Regions from separate parts of the Homo sapiens genome. Here region 1 is linked to region 2. The links are chromatin loops, found by intact Hi-C in ENCODE. Cell type or tissue: HCT116. All regions are shown on one strand. Links, peaks and the distances in the headings refer to the core of each region. The heading gives the core; the rest is flanking DNA.

The links. Peaks named below come from ENCODE experiments on the same cell type or tissue, not always from the same donor. Only the 100,000 strongest peaks of a DNase experiment are listed, where the experiment ranks them.
Region 1: a loop joins it to region 2, with 3 times the contacts of the local background. A loop is called at or near these places in 4 of 110 quality-filtered maps.

What each region holds. Positions count from the first base shown.
Region 1 is chr3:189,996,849-190,009,622 of GRCh38, forward strand. All of the region lies in intron 1 of P3H2 (prolyl 3-hydroxylase 2), which reads right to left. Among named protein-coding and RNA genes, the nearest start is that of P3H2, 120 kb to the right of the region's middle. In HCT116, for the core only: no CTCF peak of the experiment used is centred there; a DNase peak (open chromatin) is centred at 7,003.
Region 2 is chr3:190,057,463-190,070,236 of GRCh38, forward strand. The region is part of intron 1 of P3H2 (prolyl 3-hydroxylase 2); the gene reads right to left. Among named protein-coding and RNA genes, the nearest start is that of P3H2, 57 kb to the right of the region's middle. RefSeq lists a silencer at 6,778-7,072. In HCT116, for the core only: no CTCF peak of the experiment used is centred there; a DNase peak (open chromatin) is centred at 6,879.

The sequences.
Region 1 (12,774 bases), core at 5,848-8,347, 60 kb before region 2:
TTGAGATATTTGATTCCAAACTTACAACTTTGATTCTCATTAATAAAAAAGAATTTTGAACCACCACTACACAGACACTGCCAACTGTCTCCTAAACCACTTAATACAATGATCTCCATGTAACAAGCAATGATATATTTTTAAAAAATGGAATTAATTTACCCATTTTAACACATTTTTAAAATTATTTTTGAGACGGAGTCTTGCTCTGTTGCCAGGCTGGAGTGCAATGGCGCGATCTTGGCTCACTGCAATCTCTGCCTCCAGGGTTCAAGCGATTCTCCTGCCTCAGCCTCCGAAGTAGCTGGGACTATGGGCACACACCACCATGCCCGGCTAATTTTTGTATTTTTAGTAGAGATGGGGTTTCACCATGTTGGCCAGGATGGTCTCGATCTCCTGACCTTGTGATCCGCCCACTTCACATATTTACATATGCTTTAGTCATGGAGAATTTCAATAGAGAGATCCATTTACCTCACATCAGAAAAATAAAAATTCACATTAGTTATCGTTTTCATGGTGGAATCTAAAATATGCTCAATCCATTTTAGTGTGAAGAAATGAAAACTAATTGTTGCTGAACAATATAAAATCACAGAATGGCATGTAAGATTCAACTGTATCTGCTTTTGACCATTTTGCCACTCAATTATTAAAAACTAGAAGTAGTAGACTCACAAGTGCCCAGTCCCTGCAGTCTTGTGAAATATAATCAACTCTTAACACAAAAACATAAACTGCCCTGTTTTAAGACCTAACATCCCATAATAGTAAAGCTTTCCCTTTTCAAATGTAATTGCACATTTTTAGCTACTGTCTTTCCTTCCATTAAATCTTGCCTGAAATGAGCTCTTCCTGCCACTTTTACCTTTGTCCTCAATTCTGTGCACTCAGAATTATTTTGACTGTCAAAATCACTAATTTTGGATTTCATCTTTCTCAACTTTAATCTTCTCAATCTCTTACATATCAATACAGATAAATATGAATTGTATGCATCTACATAGTAATAACTATATAGGTATAAAGAATGGGTTCAAAATTATGTGTGGTTTGCATTTATTGGCCAAGTGAACCTGGAAAAAGTTGTTTAAACACTGGTGCTTTAATTTTCCCTAAAGAAAAAATGCTCAAAAGAACTATACACCATCATTTACTGTGGAGGATTTTGGAAGGATTCAACTGTGAAATACATATGAATGTGTTCAGCAGTCACTAGAGCACTAGAAAAAGATAAATAATAGCATACAATATATAAATGATCTGTTTCAAGGAGGTGAATCTGCTCCCATTAATGAAGAGTAGAGTTTATAGCTCCCATGAACACATAATATAAGAGGATAGAGTAGGTGCTTCTGGTTGGTGAAAATTTTCTCTGGGCAATAGCCAGTCTACAAGCTATGAGTACAACAGATTAGTACTGACATACTCTGATTCTACAGCACTAGACGTTAAAGTTAATGGAACACAAATAAATATTTATGTTCTTAATTTTCCTACTTTATGCTTTGGCTCAGGATATTCCACTGACTTAGAGAATCTTTGTCCCTCTGTCTTTTCTTACTGAAATATGTCATGTCCTATAAGGCCAAGCTTAAATCCTGCCTTCTCTAAGAGACCCTTTCCCATTCCTGTAGCCATAGTTGGGTACCACAATATACTCTCAACCTGTTCCTTTACTGGTACTTACCATTCTGTACCTTATATATGCATCAGTATATCTGCTTCTCCCATTAGAGCTTTCTGTGGACATGGATCATATGGTATATTAATCTTTTTATTTTCTACCTATTTACATACAGAGTATATCTATGCTATGTCTTAGAAAAGAGAAAAAAACTTGTAAGAAGTAACTTGTAATAAGTTCAAAGGTATATTACATGTGAATATGCTTCATGAATTATAAGGCAGTGGTCCCCAGTCTTTTTGGCACCAGGGTCCAGTTTCATGGAAGACAATTTTTCCATGGATGGGTTGCAGGGATAGTTTCAGAATTAAACTGTTCCACCTAAGATCATCACGCAAGATTCTCATAAGGAGCACACAACCTAGATCCCTCACTTGCACACTTCACCAGAGGGTTGGCACTCCTATGAGAACCTAAGACCTCCACTGATCTGACAGGAGACAGAGCTCAGGTGGTAAGGTTCACCTTCTGCTGTGCAGCCCCGCTCCTAACAGGACTGTACTGATCCATGGCCCAGGGGTTGGGGACCCCTCCTATAAGGTACTAAAAGTTTGTACATTTAATAAAAACTTCTCTGAAATCATCATTCATACTGAGAGCTTCCAATGTGGTTATCACGATGAATGTGATTCCGTAGCTCTTGAAAACAGTCAATGTCAACAAACTGGGTCCTTTTCTCAAATTTGACGTTTTGCTTATTTGGTGCTTTCCTCCTTTATAGTCCAGAATTGAAGATACTACAATCTATAAAAAAAGATTCCATGACTAAAGGCTGAACCATAAAACTTCATGAACTGGCCCTGGCTTTTAAATTATTGTGAACCAGTTTAGGAAACTAGAATTTGCTGCCAGGGTCTATAAAATAAACCACTGTTTTAACTGGAAGCTTGATACCTCTGTCTTCCATTGTATAAATACACACATCCAAAGTGGTAAGAAAAGTCCACATAAACATGTGCATGCTACATATAATGTCATATGATTGGATGGAGGTTATTACAAGGCATAGTCAGTACTAGGTTTCAGCTAAGGAAGGACCTACCCACTCCTCCAATGAAACAAACCAACAGCACACTACAGTTAAAGGCTCCAAACTGGACTTCCTTTAAGACCTAATTAAAACAAACCACAGGAGCGAGTAAGTCTAATATGGGGGTAACTCTATGCATTAGAAAAATAAACTGTGAAATAAAGAACAATGGAGAAAAGGGGAATAATCTGACATGAAGATGGTATTGACGTTTAGGGGAGGCCACTGAGATGTCAGAAATACTGGTAAAAATGCCTTCAAGAAGCTTAGGGCCATTTCCTCTCAAGCTGTGAAGAACTAAGGCAAACATTTTCTCTTGCCAGCCCAGAAGCATGACTACGTGGTAGTCATACTGTATGGACAAAGAAATGAACATTGACTAAATCAACAGCCTGCTGACGTTCAGAAGTTACACTGTCCTTGAACCTGTGAGTGAATGAGGTTCCTCTGACACAGAAAGAGTTTTCCATAGCTAGTAATAAAGGACGGATTGCTAAAGCACACATTGACTATTCAAAAATCTCCAGTAGTCATCCATTGACTAGAAAACAGATTTCAGACACTCCACATCATGACATTCAAGAACTCTGGGATTTGGCTCTGTTTTTCCTGGCATCACTTCTTCCTCTCTGCCATTATACCAACTCTTTCCAGAGAAACTGAACTTCTCTAAGTTTTAAAACTTACCACCCGCCTATTCAAGAACACACACATAGGTCCAATTCTCCAGTCATGCCCCAGTTCATTAGTTCACCCATTTACTTATTCAGCAAATATTTATTTTGCACCAACTCTGTATCAGACACTAAACAGAATACCTACGTGGTCAAGACAGACAAAGGCCCTCCTTTCTATAACAAATGTTGACATTCTCATAGAAGGGGACAAATCCCAAGTAAATAAATAAGTAAGGAAAGTAATTTCAGATTGTATTAAGTGCTATGAAGAAATAATGAACAAAGTTGTGAGCACTGACTGGGACTGGGCTGGAAGGAGAACTCCTTTAGATTCATTCATCAAAGATTTCTCTTCAATGTAATTTTTGAGCTGAGACCTAAAAGTTGAGAAGCCAGGCATGAACCGAACAAGAGGAAGGGCATTCCAGGCCAAAGAAAGTCAAGTGAAAGGTGCCTGAAGTGGAAAAAGGCTTGATGTGTTTTCAAAGCAGAGCAGAGATCAAGGAGGGAGATTTTAGAAGTTAGAGAAGGACGGATCATTTGTATAGGCTATGGTAGAGTTTAAATGTCATTCTAAGTGCACAAGGAAACAGTAAAAAATGTTAAGGAGGGATATAATCAGATCTGATACACATTTTAAAATGATAATTCAAACTTCTTTGTGGAAAACAGATCTTCCTAGAGGGCAGAAGAGCACTGCAGTAATCAGTCAGAGATGATGCTTTTACTTTGCAAAATAATGCAGCACAGCGTAAGTCAGTTGCCTGTTTTACTTTCCTTCCATTTCCTGCCTCGATTCCTTTCTCTTCGTCTATTTTGCCCATCCTTGCTCTAACAATGTTTCTCAATTCAGAAGGCAAACACGTAACACAAAAGGAAACGCTTCTAAAATTTCCAAAGATTTTGTGTGGAAAATATGTAAGTTCCCTATTTTCTGAATTAGGATATGTAGCTCAAATATTTTGAATACGAAATTAAGAACAACTTGTAAGGCACGTGCAACAAAGAAAAGGGGCTAATAATTCTAAAGCACATTAAAACATGGAAATACCACTATGTACTTCTCAAATAGAATATTTGGCAGCACTTTTTACTCTTTTGAAGGTTTTTTGTACAGAGTAAAACATCAAGCGTAAAATAAGTAATTTCCATTATTCTCAAACATCAACATTTTCAATAAATGAATGAATTCTTTTTCTACTTTCGTCACCCTAACTTTGGGAATTTATCCATTACATTTTAATGAAGTGCTATGGTTTTTGCCTTCGTTTTTTTACTTAAATTTCACAATATAGTAACTTTAGAGATTTTTAACTCCCAAGTGACAAGCATGTAAGCTGACACTGAAGACATCCTGTTTCTAAGCCACAGCGCAAGTTCTAAGCTCTAGCTAGCAGCATAAGCACAACAGCTAGAGAGAAAGGAAGTCATCAAATTACAGCATGTATATCACACTAAACAACCAAATTCATCCTTTGATGAACCTGTAAGATGTGTGTGTGTATACACTCATATACATACACATGTCACAAGGCACATTTGTAGACATTTCATTACTTGCTAAAAAGTCTCCAAATTTACTCGAATTTTTGCCAACTTGAGTTAATTTTTCTTCATAGAACCAAATAAATAAATACATTTCTTACAATATGAATAATATATTAAAAGAATATTCTTAAAATTTACAAAACATCAAATTTTGAAATAAAATTTGGAAGCAGTTTGTTCAACCTACTGAATTAAACGAAATCCTGTAAATTACAGTATTTAAATGTAAAGTATGGGCTTATGAATGAGAATTTAATCTTATTTTAGGACATTCCTAAACATTTCTATATAGCAGAGTCAGATTTTTGGAGTAAAATAATAGCCATATAGCAAATAACTTTGCATTTTATTTCACAGTTACTGATGATGTTAATACATTAATATAACTTGTAAAAAGATCCATATTTGAAATTTTCACAATTCAGTTATAAGAAAAAACAGTTTATATCTCCTGACAAATTTATAAAATTAATTTTAACATCCATAGAGAACTACCTAATATATTCTGTTGCACCTTTTGCCTTGACTACTGGGAAGCTCAGAATTGCATTCACTGTCATTTACAGTAACTATATTATATTATGTTGGGTTTCTTTCTTTCTTTTTTCTTTTCTTTTTTTTTTTTTGAGTTGGAATCTCGCTCTGTTGCCAGGCTGGAGTGCAATGGCATGGTCTCAGCTCACTGCAATCTCTGCCTCCTGGGTTCGAGCAATTCTCCTGCCTCAGCCTCCCAAGCAGCTGGGATTACAGGCACGCGCCAACACACCCGGCTAATTTTTGTATTTTTAGTAGAGATGGAGTTTCACCGTGTTGGCCAAGCCAGTCTTGAACTCCTGATCTCGTGATCCGCCCACCTTGGCCTACCAAAGTGCTGGGATTACAGGCGTGAGCCACCGTGCCCGGCATTATGTTGGGTTTCTAATGTGTCAAACTAAAGCTGGCATATTTCACTTTTTTCTTTGAGTGTTTTTGTTTCCATTTCAAAAATCTAACTATACAAATAGTTGCCTTAGCAAGGAAACTCAGGGACATACAAAAGGTACAACCTATTTAAAATATATACTCCCATAGTAAGGGAGATTTTTATACAATATATTCCTTTTCTACATCTCAAGGCAGAACATTTTAAAATTTCTAGCTTTGAAGAACACATGTTAATTCACAAGTTAGGTGGCCATGCTAATGTAGAAAATGAACTTATCTTTGCATTTATGGAATGTCACTCTAAAATACAGTCATAGGTATAAGTAACTATTTATCGTTTTCAAAATGCAATTTGGTAAGGATTAAATGGAAATGACGTTTCTGAAGAGTAATATTTCCTCTGTGGAGTAAGTTGGAAAGGAAGAATGAACATGCTTTCTTAAAGTGCTTTCTTTTGCCAAACTGCTTATGCTCTTTCCCTCAATTACTTATGGTCCTGATTCTGATTAATAGACTCCTGCTTTTTTAAACACTCTAGTGAAGTTTTAGTCTTGATGTTTACATTTTAGTGTTAAACACTAATGGTGAATAGCCATGGCCAAATGAGGATACTCTTAGGAGCTCCGTGAAACAACAGATTCCATCAGCTTTCTAGAAGATTTCTTATCTAAATAGAAACCATCTTTCTGGGTAAGGAAAACATTAAAGTGAAGACACAGAACTTTTAAACATACTATTTCCGATTAGAGACTATTAAAAATGAAATGCCCTTGATGTTAAAAAAAAAAAAAAAACTATCTAAGTATTAGCCAGAAATAAGTGTGTGCTTTGAATTAGACAAAATCGCTCAAGTCATCTGTGTATTGTCTAACTTCCTACCAAGGGAACAGCCAAAATTTGAATGGCTGCTGGGTAAGAAGGAGAGCACATTATCTTAGTGATGGAAGGTAGACAAGTCGTCTCTGCCTCGGGTCGAATGAAGTTAGTGTGCATGGTCTATTGGTATGTTACTGTTGTTTTTGGTTCTAAATGCTAGGACAGGGTAAGACTGAATAACTGGGCAGGGATCTTAACCTCTGCAGTGTTTGTCCAGCACTCTCCCTTGAGGTGTCAGATGATGACTAATGGTTACCGAAAAGCAGTGTGGGCCAAGACCTTGCTGACATTTGTTTCCTGCTACTGTTTTTGGAATCTGCTTTAATCCTTTTCAAAGTTTATTCTGAAGGTAGTTGTCATTAATTTCATACCTTAGCTTTGCCAGCATCCCATGACTATGGTAGTAGTCATTACTTTAACATCTCAAGAATCTAGTTCATGTCAGATTTTGAAAAATAAATAAATAGAAATCCAATGTTTCTCTATGTGAGTACAGAACTCTACTCCTCTTATACATGACCTCTGTATTGGTGAGCACAATCTAACTTGTGAGGTTGCCAATAATAAAAATTGCATTTGTCATATAGGTTGTATGTTTTATATAGTTGGCAAAGCATTTTATAATATTAGTAATAAAAATAAGAGAAATAAAAATGGCCATTTATTGAGTTTGTCTGCCCAAGAGGACAGCTTCAAAAAGCTAGATGAGCCCTTACCTCTACTTCAGGACCAGCGCAGAAAGTGGCTGGTAATTATTGACAAGGGTACGTTATGATACAAACGATAATTTATTTGTTTATTTATTTCGAGACGGAGTCTCGCTCTGTCGCCCAGGCTGGAGTGCAGTGGCGGGATCTCGGCTCACTGCAAGCTCCGCCTCCCGGGTTCACGCCATTCTCCTGCCTCAGCCTCCCGAGTAGCTGGGACTACAGGCGCCCGCCTCCACGCCCGGCTAATTTTTTGTATTTTTAGTAGAGACGGGGTTTCACCGTCTTAGCCGGGATGGTCTCGATCTCCTGACCTTGTGATCCGCCCGCCTCGGCCTCCCAAAGTGCTGGGATTACAGGTGTGAGCCACCGCGCCTGGCCACGAACAATAATTTATAGCACCAAGTCAAAACTTGTCCAGGGACAGAGTTCCCCTTAATGAACTTTAGGATACAAAAACAAATTTTGTTGTGATAACACTTGACTCATATTTTGCCTGGTTTTCATTATAATAAAGGGGGAAAAACGTTGTCTTTCCCGAGTGACTCAATTAAAAAAAAAATTTTAGCTGGCCATCAATTTACTACAGCTAAAAGTCAGCTTCCTAATTGTTCACTACCACAGTTATGTCTCTACAACCAATAGCAGCCAGATCACATTTTTTCCTCAAACTGTATGTCACAATCATTTGAATTTGTCACAAATCACTTGTCACAAATCATTTGTCAAAAATCATATGTCACAAATCATTTGAATTTGTCAATTATGATAGCAAAATGGCAATTAACTATGGATTTCTGTTTCTAAGATAGCTTTTTGAAAATCAGCAGTGAAATAGCTTAATGCAAGCCTGGGAATGATTTTTCTGATCTTGAGAATATGAAAAAAAATTTCAAAAGTTTGTTGCTGTGTCTGCAACATTGTTTTGTGAAATGACAAAGCCTCAGACATCAAATGCTTGTCACAAGCACTGGGAATCAAAGTATGGGTTTATTTAGTGTTTCTCCTGTAAGTCCACATGTTTCCTGAGTAGACTGCATGGGGGCATATAGATCAGGGAGAAGAAGTAATCATTTGGGCCCTGGCCTGTTTTAAATTGTAACAATGCTAGGATAACACTGAAAATAGCTTGGCAAATTTGATTATTTGAGGAGGCTTTTAGGGTTTAGTGAATGTACAAATAAATTCTGTCATTATAATTTCCAACATGCTTGGTCTCCCTTCCATTTTGTGTTTATGAAACAAACTTAACATTCCACTCAAATCGCTTTACTGTGAGCAATGCAAGAAAAGCAAACAAGTAAATCAAAAGCCTTTCCACTTGTACCTTTTTGGTATAAATACGCCACGTTCTTCTGTGAAATATAAACTCTTGCTTTTATAGGAGTGGGAAGATTTACTTCAAAAGTTATTTCCAAACACTCATTTCAGCTCATGCAAAGGAATGCATCGTGGCTGCAAGCCAAGGGGAATTTTATTCCAAAGACCCCTCCTGGAGGAATCTTTAAGAGGAGACTAAGGTCTCTGCAGGTATGTCACCCATCAAGCTCACTAATGGGTACTCCTAACCTGACAGGCCACATGCTCTTACTAAAGAGATGGTTTTCATGATAGAGTTCTTTCATTTCAATGTTTCATACATTCCTCTGGCATCACACCTGCACTTTTATAAGTATCCAGCCACAGCAATAACCTTCAGGCTGTACAGTATATGAAATATCCCTACCATATATCCAGGTTAAATATAAACTCAAACATTTTCTTTGTACCTCAGCCAAGAGACTATATTAGAAAGAAAGTTCTAGTCCATGTAAATTCTAGAGAAAGCTAAAGTTTGGGAGAGATCTACTTACTGACTAAACATATCGAGTAGCATCAGTCCTGTTATTTTTGTGGCACTTGCATTGATCTTATAAATACTAATTGCAATTAAGTCTATAGAAGACTAGGGCTGGATAGACTATTTATATCATATAGTCCCACTGTTTCATTTTACAGGTGGATAAAGAACCTGCCTAGAATATTAGCAGCAGAAGTATAATTAGAAGCTACCTCTTCGATTAAAACAAACATTCACAAATAGACACTTGGGATTTTAGTCACCACTATTTCAAAGTAGAGGTGAGTTTGTGCATGTCTTGTTTATGTAACAGGTTTGCTGGTCACTTCAGTCATAGAACTGTGATAGATGACAAGTGTCTGAGGATACAAAATAAATGTGACAGGATCCTAATCTTTTAGTAAATATAGCCCAGTTAGGACAAGAAGACATACACAGACTATTGATATCAAGAACTGGGAATTTACAAGCTTTTAGGGCAGAGTGGGTGGGTGGCAGGCAATATAATGCTGTAAAAATTAGGAGAAATGTGAAATCACAGTAACCTGGAAGGTTCAGGAAAGGACTCACTGAGAAAGTAGGACTGAGGGTCTTGAAAAACAGAAAACATGTGGATGTCCCAGCTGCAGAATAGTAATGTTACAGCAGAAATGTCTCAGATCTATTTATAAGATAGTGTTTTGGATAACGTGGCTCATGTGGAAGGTTTCGATTCCAGAGTAATGGGAAACAAGGTGGAACAGGACTGGATTATGGGGATCTTTGATACTAAGGTGAGTTGTTTTGCTTTTTATTCCCGGAAAAGGGGAAACAGATAGATATATCTATGCATTATCTATATGTGCATGTTTGTGAATGTAGTCATAAAAATATATCTCTCTTATTCCAAAAAGGGCTGTGAAAAGTAAAAACTAAAATACGTGAGGTAAAATTTCACTTATTGGCAGGGAGAACTTCCTCATTGGCAGGGAGGAGAGTGTAAGACTGGAGGCCTATGATAAACTTTATAATATCCTTTTAGTTGTGGAAACATTAGCCTGGTTGTTGTAGGACTAAGTGGGAGTAAAGGGATACTGGAGAAGAGGCAAAATTTTGGGGAAACCCTTGTACTTCTCTTTCTCATATAACAGAGAAGTAAGTTGGTCAAAGGGAAATGCAAAGCTAAAGGCATGCTTAAAATTTCAAAACTAGTTAACTTGGAATATGGTGGTAATAGCAATGGAAATAGTATTTTTTAGGTGGCTACAAATTTTGGTTGTGGGTTGGAGAAATTTTTCATTTCACTTTGAGCTAGTTTGTGTTTGATATAATGAAAAGGCATCCAAATAAGTACATCTTCCTAGAAGTCAAGCATCTTGACAAGAGATCTGATCAACCAAATATCGAGCAAAGTCTTCACTTGAGACATACTTGAGGTCTTTTCCCAGACAGAAAGCCAGAGAGAAGAGTTTCCTAAATGAAGGAGCAATCTATTATTATAAATAAGTTAGAGCAACCAAGAAGGACAGAAAAAAAAATGTTTATTTTGATGTTTGTCAGCCCTTACCTTGCTAAGAAATGTATTGCCCTAGATGTTCATAAGACTTATAAAAATGCTTTTATAATTAACAAAGGGTATGATGAACTGTAGTAAGAGTTAAACACATTTCTTTAGGATACAGCGTTCAGATTTTTTTTTTTTTATGTACTACTGTAACAGTTAATCTGTGTAAATGGGACACTGTATTTCACATTTTTCAAACTCTTTCGGCCAAAAACCTTCTAGTCTGCTTCAGACTGGCTCAAAAAACTAATCAGCTGCCTGAGACTCTATTTGTTGACACACATATATATATATATATATATAGTAAACTTCAGTAACGTTGATGAATGACTTTAATTATAAAATAATGACCTAAGTGATCCCAGAATCCCGAATGCAGATATTGAAATAGCTCTTCATCTGCTGTGACATCTGCTTCCCTAATATACTTACATGAATAAGATAAGTATAGAGTGAAAAGTGTTCTTCTCAGGGTCACGTGGGTTCTGACAGAAGAGCTGAAACCTGGTCTTTTAATTCCAAAGTTAATAATTTTTTAGTATAGTTCGCTGTGCCTGAGACTAAGTGGACAATCTTCCTTCTTCAGCAGGGAAATTAAGAGTCTACCATTTTTAATCAGTGCATATAAAAATGTCAGACCCAAAATGTATCTCTCCAAAAGTCGGTGGCAGACATCAGTTTCTCCATGCCACCCAGAATAACGCAAATTAAAGTTGCAAAGTGACTGCTAGTAAGTATAGAAGATAACTATAGGATTGTGTTTAAATGAAGAGACTGGCTTGAATTGAACCACAGCCTAGAAAAATTATATCAAATAGACTGTGAAATTATATTCGGTGGTTAAAAAAACTGAGGGTTTCTGATTCCAATTTTGTATATACTGTGGGTTTACATTGGCTCCCTTCCCCTTGAAATGTTATAGTGTGGCAGAGTGTAGCAGCTGCATGTTTGGTCTGTGCTAAGAAAAGACTGCCACTATGCACTTCCACATATGGAGTCCTGCTTTGTCTGCAGAGAGGACTATGAGCTTTCTATTTCTAGAGGTTCTAAAGCTCAGGCTGCTTTACTTCATCTTTCCATTCCACCCGAGCAACATTTAATGAGGGGCCTGTACTGGCCATTGGGTAGGTGGGAACAGTGGGGAGAAATCTGAGATAATTCCTGTGTTTTAGTAGTGAATCTGGGGGGTGGGGTGGGAAATCAGGCAAATACCTATAATTTAGGGTTAAGTAAGGGCCCTTAAGAGAAGTAAAAAGAAATTCTATAAGTATTCAAAGTAGGAGAAAGAACTTCTGAATAGATGGATCTGAAAAGTCTTCATGGGGATCTTACTACAAATATGGCATCTGTAACAGACCTTGATGGATAGATGAGATTTCAACAGGCAGAGGTGCTGGGAAGGGCATTTCACCATGAGTAAGACACAGAGGAAAAGCGTCATCTATATTTGAGAGTTAGTTTTCTAGGAGTACAAGTGTTGGGAGTGGGGTTTGAAAGAGCAAAGAATACTAACATGGTAGTCTGATGCCAAAGTGGGGTGGGGTTTGAAAGTTAAGCACATATTAGGTTTTATTTTGGGGAGAACATGAAACTTGTAAAGCAACTGAGTGATTTGTAGCTCTAAAAATTTCCTTCCAGAAACATCTCCATCTGAGAGAGGAGAAAGTCTATGTTGTTAGTTTGTTCGAGTAGCATAGGATGGTCTACGAGAGAGCTGGATTAGATCAATCTTACTGAGCAATGCGTGGCAGTATACCCTACTCCTTCCAACCAGTTCTCCACCTGGCCCTGAATGCTGAGTGTTATGGAATCAACCTGCATACTCACACTCCAGCAGTTCCGTTGGTAGGGCATCCCAATAAGGTACTACACTTCCACATTTCACATTTCTGGAAGACTCACTTTCTGTTCATTTAAAACGTTTCATATTTTGAAGACT
Region 2 (12,774 bases), core at 5,596-8,095:
CATGACTTTCTTCTAAGGCCTACCATCTACCAGTGTTATTCCTTTCCCTAGTTCCCTGGAAACAGAATCCCACATCACTCCTCCACCTGAAGCAAGCTATCCTTTGAGAGTTTCATATAGATTTCTATTTGGGATAATGGTGTGGACGCTGAGAGGAAAGAAAAAAGCCATCACACTTTATCTTACAGGATCATCCTGCAGAGGGAAGGCTGAGGCAAACAGATGATGTGGTGTGGCCTCTGTTTTAGACAGCTTTATATTCATCTATATTTCAATAAAAACCCAAACTTTGGCTACTAAGAGCATTTTTCCATCGAAACATGGGAGTGAAAGGAAAGATGAAGGAATAGGTAACATATTCAGCAGTAGGAATCTATTTTCAGAGTGTAAGGAAGATGGGTGAGTTCTTGAGTTTCCCTTCCTTCTTCCCTCTCTTCCTCAGTCATTCCCAGAACTAAGGCATAGCTGACCTTCAACTTGAAGTACTCATTAATGAGAAAAAAAATCTGGGTCTATTTGTGAAAGATGGGAATATTAGAGACAGAGGAATAGCTGGGGCAGATAAAAAACAGGATTGAAAGGGTCTCCCCAACACCAAAAAATAAAATAAAATAAAGACTGTAAGGAAGAGCATGGAAAATCCCAATATCACCTCAGTCATTCCTGACTTAATATAATTTAGGAGAATATATATTCCTCAACACATAACCCTAAGGGGCCAGCAAAATGCCTTGTACATAGATTTTAGTCCCTATCTGTCAACTGGCTTGTTGAAGTCCTAGTTCTTTTTCAGTAAGATGGGGATAAGCTACCCTCTCTCGTGTAAGTAGCATTTATTGTTTCCTATAGATCAATTTATTCACCTCATAGTGAAGATACCAGGTATTGATGATACCTATCCCCGCCCCCAAGGAATAAAAGTATTTATTCCTGTCCTAAAACAAGGCGAAAACTACGGAAGCCATAGGAACTACAATGGGTTAAACTTGTGAAGTTTCAAATATGGGTCAAAGTTGTAAAATGGAATGGGGAGTAAATGGTCCCAGGAATGCTGGAAACAACTTGGTAACAGAATGGGAGTGAGTAGATGTCCAGGAATGGAAAGGGTGAAATGTTACATCAACTTAAAAGGGTAAAAAGACTTAATTGCCTTGACAGCTTCAACATTACTGGAAGCTGTGGGCAGAAGGGCGACCTGCTTTGCTGATGCAGACAGCAAGTTATAGGGAGGATGTAAACCAGTCAGCAAAATTCAACCTTCATTTCAGCTACTGCTGTTATTTTAACCCTGCGCAAAAGGTCACAGTGTTCTGTCCCTGATAATAAAAGGATGCTGGGAAAAGACCAGAGAAGGCACACACACAAAGGAAACTCACTAAACAAAAGCCAGATTTAGTTCAGCGAGAAAACAACTGATTTTTGCTGAGGAGACTTTACAGTGAAACACAATGGCTTCCTTCTTTCCCTGCTATCCTTTCAGCTTAGTGGATTGGGGAAGGAGGGCATTCTTATTAGCTACCAACATTGTACATTCAGTTGTTAAATCTCTGCTTTGCTGATCCCCTTTCTCGATCATTTTCTGATACCCAGGACTTCCTTTAGACAAAGGCTGGACTACACAGAGGATGCAGACTCAGACAGGCAGTCCCTGCTTCATGGCAGTTGGTGAGGCTGCAGTAGCTTCCTACCCTACACTCCCATAGCCTTGTGAGGATTCTCCTACTTCCCCCAACCTGTGCCATAATAGTATAATTATCTGTCTTCATGTCTGTCTCCCCTACTGATGGTGAGTTTCTTGAGTAGCAGGTCTGTGTTTTAATAGCTGATGCAGACAGTAGGTGGGTCAGTATGTGTTTGGCAACTGTATTCCAGGAAGATAGTCTCATGAGTAAGAGACTCCCAGCACAGCTGCACCGAGAGGTATCAAAAGCACAGCATTGTCATACAACACTGGAGGATGGAAAATTGGAAAGGTCACTGGTTTTAGTCATGGGGATCCTTTTCCTTCCTGGGCTCCAGCCATAGTGTCATGGTGAAAGAAGCAAAGACTAAGAGAATGAGAAAGCTCTGAACTACCAGAATTGGAAAAAGTGACATTTTCCTATTTGTCATTATCCTTACTTCACTGCTTTCCTCCAACGCCAGCATCACTCACCTTCACTGCCTCTGCCACCCACCCCTCCAACACTTGCCACCAATTCCCACGAATGCTGGCCTCCTCATCCTGGTAGCATCTTTAGGATATGAAAGAAACACTGCATGATGGCTAGGGGACAAAACCAAACATAATTCTTGATCATTTTTTAGTATCCTGCAAGAGCCCTAACCACTCTCCACAGTGTCTTCTTGTTCACAAGTCTGACTAACTTCTTGTTTTTCAAGCTTGGAAAATGAAGATTCCTTCTCGTCATCTGAGATTTTTTAAAGTCACATGGTACCATATGAATGAAGTGTGTTACGCTGGGAAACTCTAATTGGTATAGTTCCAGTTTAAGGAGAAAAGACAGGAAATTTTTCCAGGTATCTACCTTTTGCCAACATCAAGAATTTTCTTCTAAAAATGGCTTTATCTAAGACACTTAATGTAAGAATTTAGAACATTTTGATGAAAACATTTTTCTTAAGACTAATCCAATGCCTGAAAAATACCCAGGTTTTGTAACAAATAGCTGAAAGTGTTTGTCCTGAAGCAGATGAAGCACCCAATTTGTTGAAATTCACTGCTTTGGAGGTTCCTAAAATGCCTGGATGTTAAGGAAAAAAAAATAGTAGTCACAGAAAAATACAACATTTGCCACTATTAACGAAGTATTTGGCTAAATCCTAATGCAAAGCATCTATTTTAAAACTAGGCTGGAGATCTGTAAGGAAGCTTACAATGCATTCAGCATCCAAGTCCGCCAATTTTCTGGAGGTTACAAGTGATCACAAAATCCGTTCAAGTTCACATATTAATTTTCTGGGAATTAGAAGAATCATGAATGCCAAGCCAGACTTAAGAGAAAAATTTCCTGGATATTTTAAATAGTCAGTGACTCCTGGAAGTGGTTTCCTCTCAATTCTTCTAATTCCAATTTTATATTTTTTAATAGCTATCATTGCTTTCAGTCAAGCACTCTGTTTTTATAGAATTGGATGATGCACTGTATCTTAGTCACAATGGCCTAATTTAGCCTATGATCTCTACTTACTCGAATGAAGTGTATCTCCAAGGGAAAACCAAAGATTTCACATCAAACTATAATTTGGTGCTATTTTGTTCCACTGTCTCATAAATGGATAAAGATGCTTAAAAGAACTTCTGAGAATAAAAAATTGATTGTAAATCAAAACCCATGTACTAACATGCTAAAAATATAGGGAAGGGGAGTATAGAAATGGCAGGAACCATGCTACATGGTTTGTTTTATTTTGATGACCTTTATGGAACACTAAGCACCTGCTTTATTTATTTTTTATTTTCTTATTTGTACAAATTTATGGGGCACATGTACAATTTTGTTATGTGTAGATTGCTTAGTGGTGAAGTCAGGGCTTCCAGGCTATTCCATCACCCAGATAGTGTACACTATACTCATTTACTAATTTCTTATCTTGCTTCATTCTTCACTAAAGGGCTCTAGGACATTCCATTGTTTCTGACTATAGAGGAATATACAAAGTAAGATTGAACTGGAATTAAAAACAAAACTAAAACACCTTCTTCCTCCACTCTTCATCCTCCTTACTTGCCCCACAAGTGCCTGAGAATAGCTCCTTCACTTTTTTTCCTCTGGACCTTAGGAGAGCATTTAAATACCGTTCTGTGTTTGGGAATTAACGCCATAGGAATCCCAATGGAGGGAAAACTGACAACCATTAAAACACACATTCCATTGAAAGGTTGATGCCAGGAGCTATGGGTGGATTTTATTTAGTGCAATATGGTTCTGTTTTTAATGCAAACCCTCATATGAAGGTGAAAGTGATAAAAATGGCTCAAGGAAGGGTCCAGAATTACAAAGACTGGCAGCTAGATGACAGGAAAGCAGGTTCAACCACAAACTTCAGAGTTAAAAACAGGTTACCCTGTTTGTGTTTATCAATACATCCTACTATACTACAAAATCTAAATAGTACTAAACCTTTTAGAGTTCATTTCTGCCATGTCCTGAAGATGATTTCTTACTCTTCATTCACCTGCCAGTTTCCTGCTAAGGACACTCATATCCCTTAGCCTTGCCTCCTTCTAACTCAGGCAAACTGGTGCCAGATACCATGTACTGTCCTAAGAAGTCTTTAAGGGTTTCTTATTGCCTTCAAAAGAAAGAGGTCATGATGAAATGGAAAGAACAGATGCTAGGATCCACACAAGCATGAATTCAAATCCTAGTGGATTACTAAATGACTTTGAGAAAGTTCCTCAGTCTGTCCAGGCTTTTGTTTCTTTTCTTGGTAGAACACAAAACACAACTACTATTTGTGGTTGTGAGAATTACATGAGAAAAGTATATAAAATGCCTGGCATATATTAGGTACTTAATACATGGTAGTTGGATTTTCTTTCTCCTCGAGGTCCTCCATGATATGCTAACTTACTTTTCCAACCTTAGCTTACTTCTACCCTTCAACAGGCAAAATCAAAGATAATCAAACTCTTTCCTCTAAAATTCTCCCCTAGCCTTCTTAATCCTTCATCACAGTCATTTTATATCAGTTGTGTTCATATGCTATCCATCCTTCAAAATTAAGCTGCAATACTATCTCTTTGCTCTCAAACCCTTCCTTATTTGCTTCAACCCTAATCTTTCCCCCTGTATCCATGGATCCTTATAATTACCTGTCTTTTGGCATCTCCTAATTCTGTGTCCTATATCATAAACTAATGTACATGACAAATCCCCTCCCATCACAATCCTTGATGCAAGCATCATTTATTTAATGCTCTAGTCTCAAAGTTCCTTGCACAGAATATCCCCATTTAACAAATTCAAATTGAATAAAGAAATAATTTTTCACTCTTAAGAACTAGCTCTAATAACTAAAACTGTGGCCCATACATTACCCACTGCTTTATCACTAAATGTAGAATATCCACACTTGTAAGTCGTGGACTTAATAGGTGTCCAGTGAATATTTACTGATTAATAATAAGCCTGGCACTATTATTATGTATAAGCATTGCGTTTTGAAATAAACCCAGACTTCCTTTGTTGGAATCCCAGCTTACCTTCTAACTAGTGACATAACCTTGGGCAAGTTACTCAATCTCTCTGTGGCTTGGTTTTATCTTCTGTAAAATGGAATTAATAATAGTATCTTGCATCAGTGAGATAACGTTATTCCCCACTGATTCAATCTTACATTTACAAACTCCATATCCTAACCACCACCAAGGACTTGAACAGGAAGCAAGACCCTGGCATAATGAACTGGTGGGAACAGAATACCAGAATGGGATAACATCAGAATTGGGAGCAAGAATGTGGAGCAGGCAGTAGTTGAGGGCCATGAGCAAATTCTATTGAATAATTTTGTTTAAGATTAGCTCTGAGCTTTCATCATTAAGACTTTTAATCAATCAGAGAAGTTATATAAAGCTATTCTTCTATTAAGCCAGTGTATTTGGGCCCAAACCACATTCCCCAACAAATGGCTCCTGAGATGTTTTAGTTTAAATTTAGGAGTTCTACTTTTTACAAATGGCTTCATAATCTATGAAAATGGTGCCATGGGGTGTACACAACTACTGGTAAATGATAAGCTGCTTCTAGTTAGTTAGTGCTGGAGTCTGCAGATAGCAAGGGCTGTGGATTATTTAATGTGATCAGTAATCTGACATGAAGAGACAGTATTTATCATTTCCATGCCTGAGCACAGCATCCTACTTGTCAGCATTCCACAGGCAAAAGCAAATGTTCTTGGGAAAAAGGCATTTTGCTAAACTTTTGCTCTGGTCAATACGTTTGGCTATTGCATTACAGACAGTACTAATGGTTCTCTTTAAATAGGACAACCACATCAGACACCGCTTGCTACCAAAGTTATTTTTAAAAATCATACCTGCAGTTGCTTTCAGACTTCCATTTTTTAAGTTTAAAAGCTTCCCTTTGCATGATTAATGTGTTACTAAATACCAGGTGTGTGCTTTGTTAGAGATTCAGATAACAGTGCTTCAATACAATTTCCACCCTTGATGTTCTGTGACATATAAATGTGTGAAAGTCTCCTCACGCCCACTGTGGTGGTGGTTGTAATTACAATGTTTATTTTTGGAGTGAGTGAAGCCTGTATGGTGACCATTAGAGACTTCCGAGCTGCCTCTGGAACATAAGCTGTTACCCCAGGATATGCAGAAAAAGATGGGGAGCAGATAGGCAGAGGCTTTAAAGAGAGCAGCCAATTTGTTACTTTCTGCGAGAAATGAATTTGAAGAGCCTCCTTGCTCTTTTCACCATGAGTTAGATTTGAGAATGTTTATACTTAACTATATATCTATTTAAGCATTTAAATTTAAATAAACATTTAAGAAATCATTTTAGAATAAACTTTTTTTTTTTTTTTTTTTTTGAGACAGGGTCTCACTGTTACCCAGGCTGGAGAATAGTAGGGCAATCATAGCTCACTGTAGTCTTGACCTCCCAGGCTCAAGTGATCCTCCTGCCTCAGCCTCCCAAGTAACTGTGACTACAGGCACACACCACCACACCTAACTTTTTTTTTTTTTTAATTTTTAGTGGAGAACAGGCCTTACTATGTTGCCCAGGGTGAACTCCTGTTGCTCAGTTCTTGAAATCCTGAGCTCAAGTGATTCTCCAACCTCGGCCTCCCAAAGTGCTGGGATTATAGACATGAGTCACTGAACCCAGCCAGAATAAATATTCTTAATAACTAAATTCTTGGCTACACTTCAGTAACTTTGTTTCTGATCCTTCCTAGGGAGTGAGTCAACAAATAGGGCTGTGCTGGAAGGGCTAGGCTGATAGCTGCTCAGTAAATCTCATCACGGTATGACTCTTCTGAATCTGAAGTCGACAGGTTTAAGCAAGGGGATATTTTGTAACTTAAAATATATTTAAATAACATCTGATGTACATTTCCAGTCTTTGTGCATTCACATATATATTTATCTATTCAGCCTATTTTTATTGAGACAATGGTATGCCAGATACTCTGGAAGTCACCAGGGACAAGTGCAGAGCAAAAATGGGTATATCTGAGGCTTCACTGAAGTAACAGTCTAAATGTACATATTTATAATAACAAAGATGTCTATATTTGAAAAATATAAAATTTGAGTCATACCGTATAGTTTTGAAAATCCCTCCTAAATTAACATGCTGTCTTAAGCATTTTCCTGGCAGCAGGAAGTAACAGGACATATCAGAGGCTATAAGATAAGCCTTCTTGTTTTGTGTCAGCCAGTCTTCTGATATACAACAAAATCAAAATGTAAAGCAGCTTCCTTAGGTGCAAACAGTAGACTGCAGGGGCTGTTCAGCTAATTCCATCTTCTAGGAAAAGCCTGTTGTTGCGTAAAGAGTTTGGGCTCTTGGTTTCTGGTAGGCTGGCTCTCCATAATTGGAGGACTCCCTGCCTAAAAACTGCTTATGCCAGAAGGCACTGATGTCCAAGGTCTCCAGGAGAGCACTGTCTCCATTAAAAAACCGAGTCTCCCCAAGGCAATGACAGCATTTCAGATTCCATCTGGTTGTTCACTAAACTTGTTTCCCTGTCATCCTGGGCAAAAAGTGAGACAATATTGTTCAGTCCTTTTGCATTAATGTGACCACAAGACTGAGTTATACATCAGAATATGGATGCAGGTGATACATGCCATTCCCAGGCTTGGCCCATAAAAACCTTCCATGGAATCCATTACCCTCCCTCCCTTTCCTTGTCTATCAACTGGTTGATGAGTGTCAATACCCAGGAGGATTTTGAAGCCATTTGTTGAAGACGTCAGAGGAAGAGTACTCCTCCCCATCACCCAACACCTCTTGAACTTTATATGAGAAATAAACTTTTATTGTTTTAAGCCACTGAGATTTAGGAGTTTCTCTTTTACAACAGTCAGTGTTATGTTAATCAGTAACGACATAGAGATTTTTTTTTCAGTACTGCTCCTATAGAATTACTTTCTAACTGAAGACTCTCTCTAGTCAAAGTCTTAGTCAATACAGGATTCAAAAAAATATTGTTTGGCCTATTCTGTCATTTCCTTAATTATATGAAATGTCCTACACGTATTTGGTCATCATATCTGCCTCTGTTACCAAGATATAAGTAAACCATTCTGGGCTACTGCAATAGCCTCCTATTTGGTCTTTCATCAGTCTCCCCTCCAATAATCTATAATTTATAAAAGTTTATGAAACACTTTTTGATGTGGACATTTAAGGCTATGAACTTTCCCCTTAGTACCGCCTTTGCTGTATCCCAGAGATTTTCATAGCTTGTGTCACTATTGTCGTTCAGGTAGAAGAATTTTTAAATTTCCATCTTGATTTCATTGTTGGCCCAATGATCATTCAGGAGTGTGCTATATAATTTCCATGTATTTGCATGGTTTTGAAGGTTCCTTTTGGAATTGATTTCCAATTTTATTCCACTGTGGTCTGAGAGAGTACTTGATATAATTTCAATGTGGAACAGATCTAAATGTCCATCAATCAACGAGTGGATAAAGAAACTGTGGTGTGTATATATATATATATACACACACACACACACACACATATATACACACATATATATATGATGGAATATGGATATATACATGTGGCATATACATACATATATATGATGGAATATATATATATGTGGTATATACATACATATATATGATGGAATACTACTCAGCCATAAAAAGGAATGAATGCATGGCATTCACACCAACCTGTATGGGATTGGTGACTATTATTCTAAGAGAAGTAACTCAGGAATGGAAAACAAAACATTGTATGTTCTCACTCATAAGTGGGAGCTGAGCTATGAGGATGCAAAGGCATAAGGATGACACAATAAACTTCAGGGACTCAGGGGGTAAGGATGGGAAGTAGGTAAGGGATAAAAGACTACAAATTGGGTTCAGTGTATACTGCTCAGGTGATGGTTGCACCAAAATCTCACAAATCACCACTAAATAACTTACTCATGTAACTGAACACCACCTGTTCCCCAAAATCCTATGGAAATAAAAAAATGGAAAAAAGAATGCAATATAAAAAAAGTTTATGAAAAAAATCTGATAGTGAAATCCCTCTACTTCAAATAATTTGGGACTTACTATCTATAGTCCAAATTTCTTACTATGTCATTCGTCAACAATCAGACTCCAAGCCAGAGCTCTAGCCCTGTCTATTCATGGCTCCCTGAAAAAGTCAGACAGCCCCTCATCTGTGCTTTTGCTCATGATGTTCCTTCTGCCTAGAGTGCCTTCTCCTTCCACCTTTCCAGACCCAGCTCAAATGCCACTTCCTGGGTAAAGCTTTCTTTGACAGTCGCTGGATGGACAATAATTCTCTCCACTACATTCACATGTAGTTTATTCTTTTTTAATTTTCTTTCTTTTTTTTTTTTTTGTAGAGATGGGGTCTTGTTTTGTTGCCCAGCCTGGTCTCAAACTCTTGGGCTCAAGTAATCCTCCTGCCTTGGCCTCCCAAAGTGCTGGGATTACAGGTGTGAGCCACCACACCCAGCCTTATTCTTACATTTACCTATTATTTGTGTATTTTTGTAGATGTCTCTACTATCAGATTCATACCTTTTGCAGACATGATTTGAGTCTAATCCATCTTTCAGACTCAAGGCATTCAAGAAATATTTACTAAATAAAAAGTGAAGGAAGAGAAAGGAGAAGGAAGAAGTGGGAGGAATATGAATTATCAAGCAGTCTTCATGTACCCAGGAACTTGAGCTCCATGTTTCTTCCACAGAAGCAAAGAGACAAATCCTTGCATGACCTCCATACCCCTTTTACTAAGTATTTCCCTCATACACCCCAAACAAAATAAAAACAAAGAATTAGTCACTCAAAATCTCCCTATGACAAATTCTCAGATAAATGCTACCATTCTATGTTATCTCAATTTCTCTAGAGTTTTGCTTTTGAATAACTAGTGATTCTGTGTCACTCTCTGGTATATTAATTTAAAACGAATCTCCTCTTCACCTCCCCTCCAGCCATAAAATTCTACATATGGTGCTGGCACATTTACCTACTAAGCATATACTTTTGATTCTTCTTCTCCTCCTCTTAAGTGTTCGTTAAAAAGTTTTAAAATTATTTATGAAGTATTTCTGGGGGGGAATATTTTCTTTATTCTTAAGTATACAAAAATTATTTATCTATATCTGGAATCCAATAAAAAGATAAAATATTGCATTTCATTATTTACATAATACATGCAAGTACAAGTTGTGTGCATCAGCATCTCAATATTTAAGTTGAAAAATGAATTTGAAAAGAAGACCTAAGAAAAAAATGTACATAGTTATAACAATTTAAATATAAAAATTAGGCTTCATCCACAAATAGCATGAGTTAGATTTTTCATATGATAACAATAAAATATACAACTTTTTAATTTAATTTTAAGTCAAATTTATGCTTAAAATGTTTATATAATTTTTCTCAAATCAAGAAAGGTTAAGATGAATGGGATAGTATAATCTCATGTCTGAATTACATTGTTTATAAAAATTTTATAAGATAAATCTTATAAATCACTTATAATTTTCTCCAAACATTTAAAGAGAATACATTGTTAGCAAACATTTGAAAGGACCTTCAAAATAAAATCAATCTGGTTGAATTTCAACAATAATTAAAATGAAAAACAATAGCTAAGTAACAAGTACTGAAAAGAAGCCTGGGAAATCTACCTTGTCCCATCCTCTGAAATATTACTAGATTCCAGATACCTTAACCTCGACAGCCACTCTATAAGTGGCCAAGCGGTCTGGTCACATGAGGGTGGACTCAGCCCCCTGGACACACACATATGTTGGTGGGAAGTTACCCCACACCCTTTGTCTCCCACAAAAGTTATTGGGTCTTAAAACTGCTAGATTTGGTAAATCAGGCTTACTCTAAATCTTTAGTGATATCAAAACTGAACAGTTACTAAGGAGCTGGCAAAAATACATAGAGTAAATCTATGTAGGAGATTTGTTTTCTTTGAAAAACTACTGCTTGCTCAGTTCATTCCTGGATGAAGGTGGACGAGTAGACAGAGCTGTTTCCTAAAAGCTGAAGTTGCGATTTCCTGAGGGAGAAGGCTTATCACTTAAAAGAGTTACCGATTTTTCTCGGTAAAATGACAGCTATTTGTTGATCTACATAATGTGTTTTCTTCTTCGGCAATAATTTTCAGCTTCTCTACATATAGATGCTTTTGCACACAAGAAATTCAAACCAATATATAATTTATAAGACTTTTACAAAAAAATTGCAAATACAAAAAAGAGAACAATCACATTTAATATCCTATTACAACCAACTAAACGTTTGCTATCGATACCATCCCATGTTTGGTAGTACACTGAAAAACCACAGAAAAAATGTTTTATATGAGTGAGGTCAGTATTTTCACAGGCGGCACCTTAGCTCATTCTAACAAAAATTCTGGTATATTAATCCAAGAGAGCCTCACCTATCTGTGCCTTTCACATGGTAAAGTTCAATAAATACTTGGGTAATTAAGGATTAAATATCTATAGGCTCAGCTCCAGACCCTAGAGTGTCTTCTGAATAAACCATACCAAGAAGAAAAAATCTATGATGACACAGTCTTGGTTTCTCTACTGGGACATTGCTAAGATGTGGGTTTCCAATAAAAGGATATTGCTACCTTCAATATGAGGCCTAGTTAACTGACCAACCCCACTGAGTAAGCATCTTTTGACATTTCACTGATTTCAGGACTAGAAAAAATGGAAAGTTCACAGTCCCTAGAAATCTTCTTCTAGTCTCAGTGTAAATCTTATATATTTGATGGGATGTTTCAAACTTCTCCCATAAATGAATCTCCTCTTCACCTCCTCTCCAGCCAAACAGAACTTCTCTGTAAGATTTACAGCATGTTTACCTTTTCTTCTTTTCCCAGTCCTCCTCATGTTTATCTCTGTGTGTTAAAATTCTACCCATATCCTTAGCAACCAAGATGCTGAAGGACACCAACTTTCAGAGGGCCAGTCAAAGAACCAACAAACAAATAGAGAGAAAATGTCCAGTTAAATAGAAGGAAATCTAGCGAGGGTGGGAAGAAATGTCTGGAGAAGAAAGGGTTTCAAGATGCAAGGTCATGAAAGTGAAATAGTGCTAACAGGCCAAGAAAGCTGATGGCCAGTAACTGACCATTGGCTCTAGCAAGGGGTAGACAACTGGAAACATTTATGAGTGACATTTCAGAGCAGTGGTGTAGATGGAAATCCAATTAGCATGGATTGTGGAGAAAATTGGGGGTAAAGCTAGCCAGCAGGTAAAGCCAGCAAGTGTAGACAAGTTTTTTTTTTTTTTCTTCTTCTTCTTTTTAAGTTGTGGTAACGGAGAAGTGAGGTGAAAGGTGGTTTACTTGTTTTAAGATGCATGCATGAAGGCTGTGCTGATGGCAATCACGTGGTGGCTATGGAGAAACTGATGACATAGGAAAACAGAAAAAAAGGATAGTTCCAAGCATGAAGTCCTTATGAAGGCTAGCGGAAATAGGTCAGATCCAGGGATTTAGTCAAAAATGTTGAACTTGCATTGTTCTTACATAGAGATTTATTATTATTGTTATCATTATTATT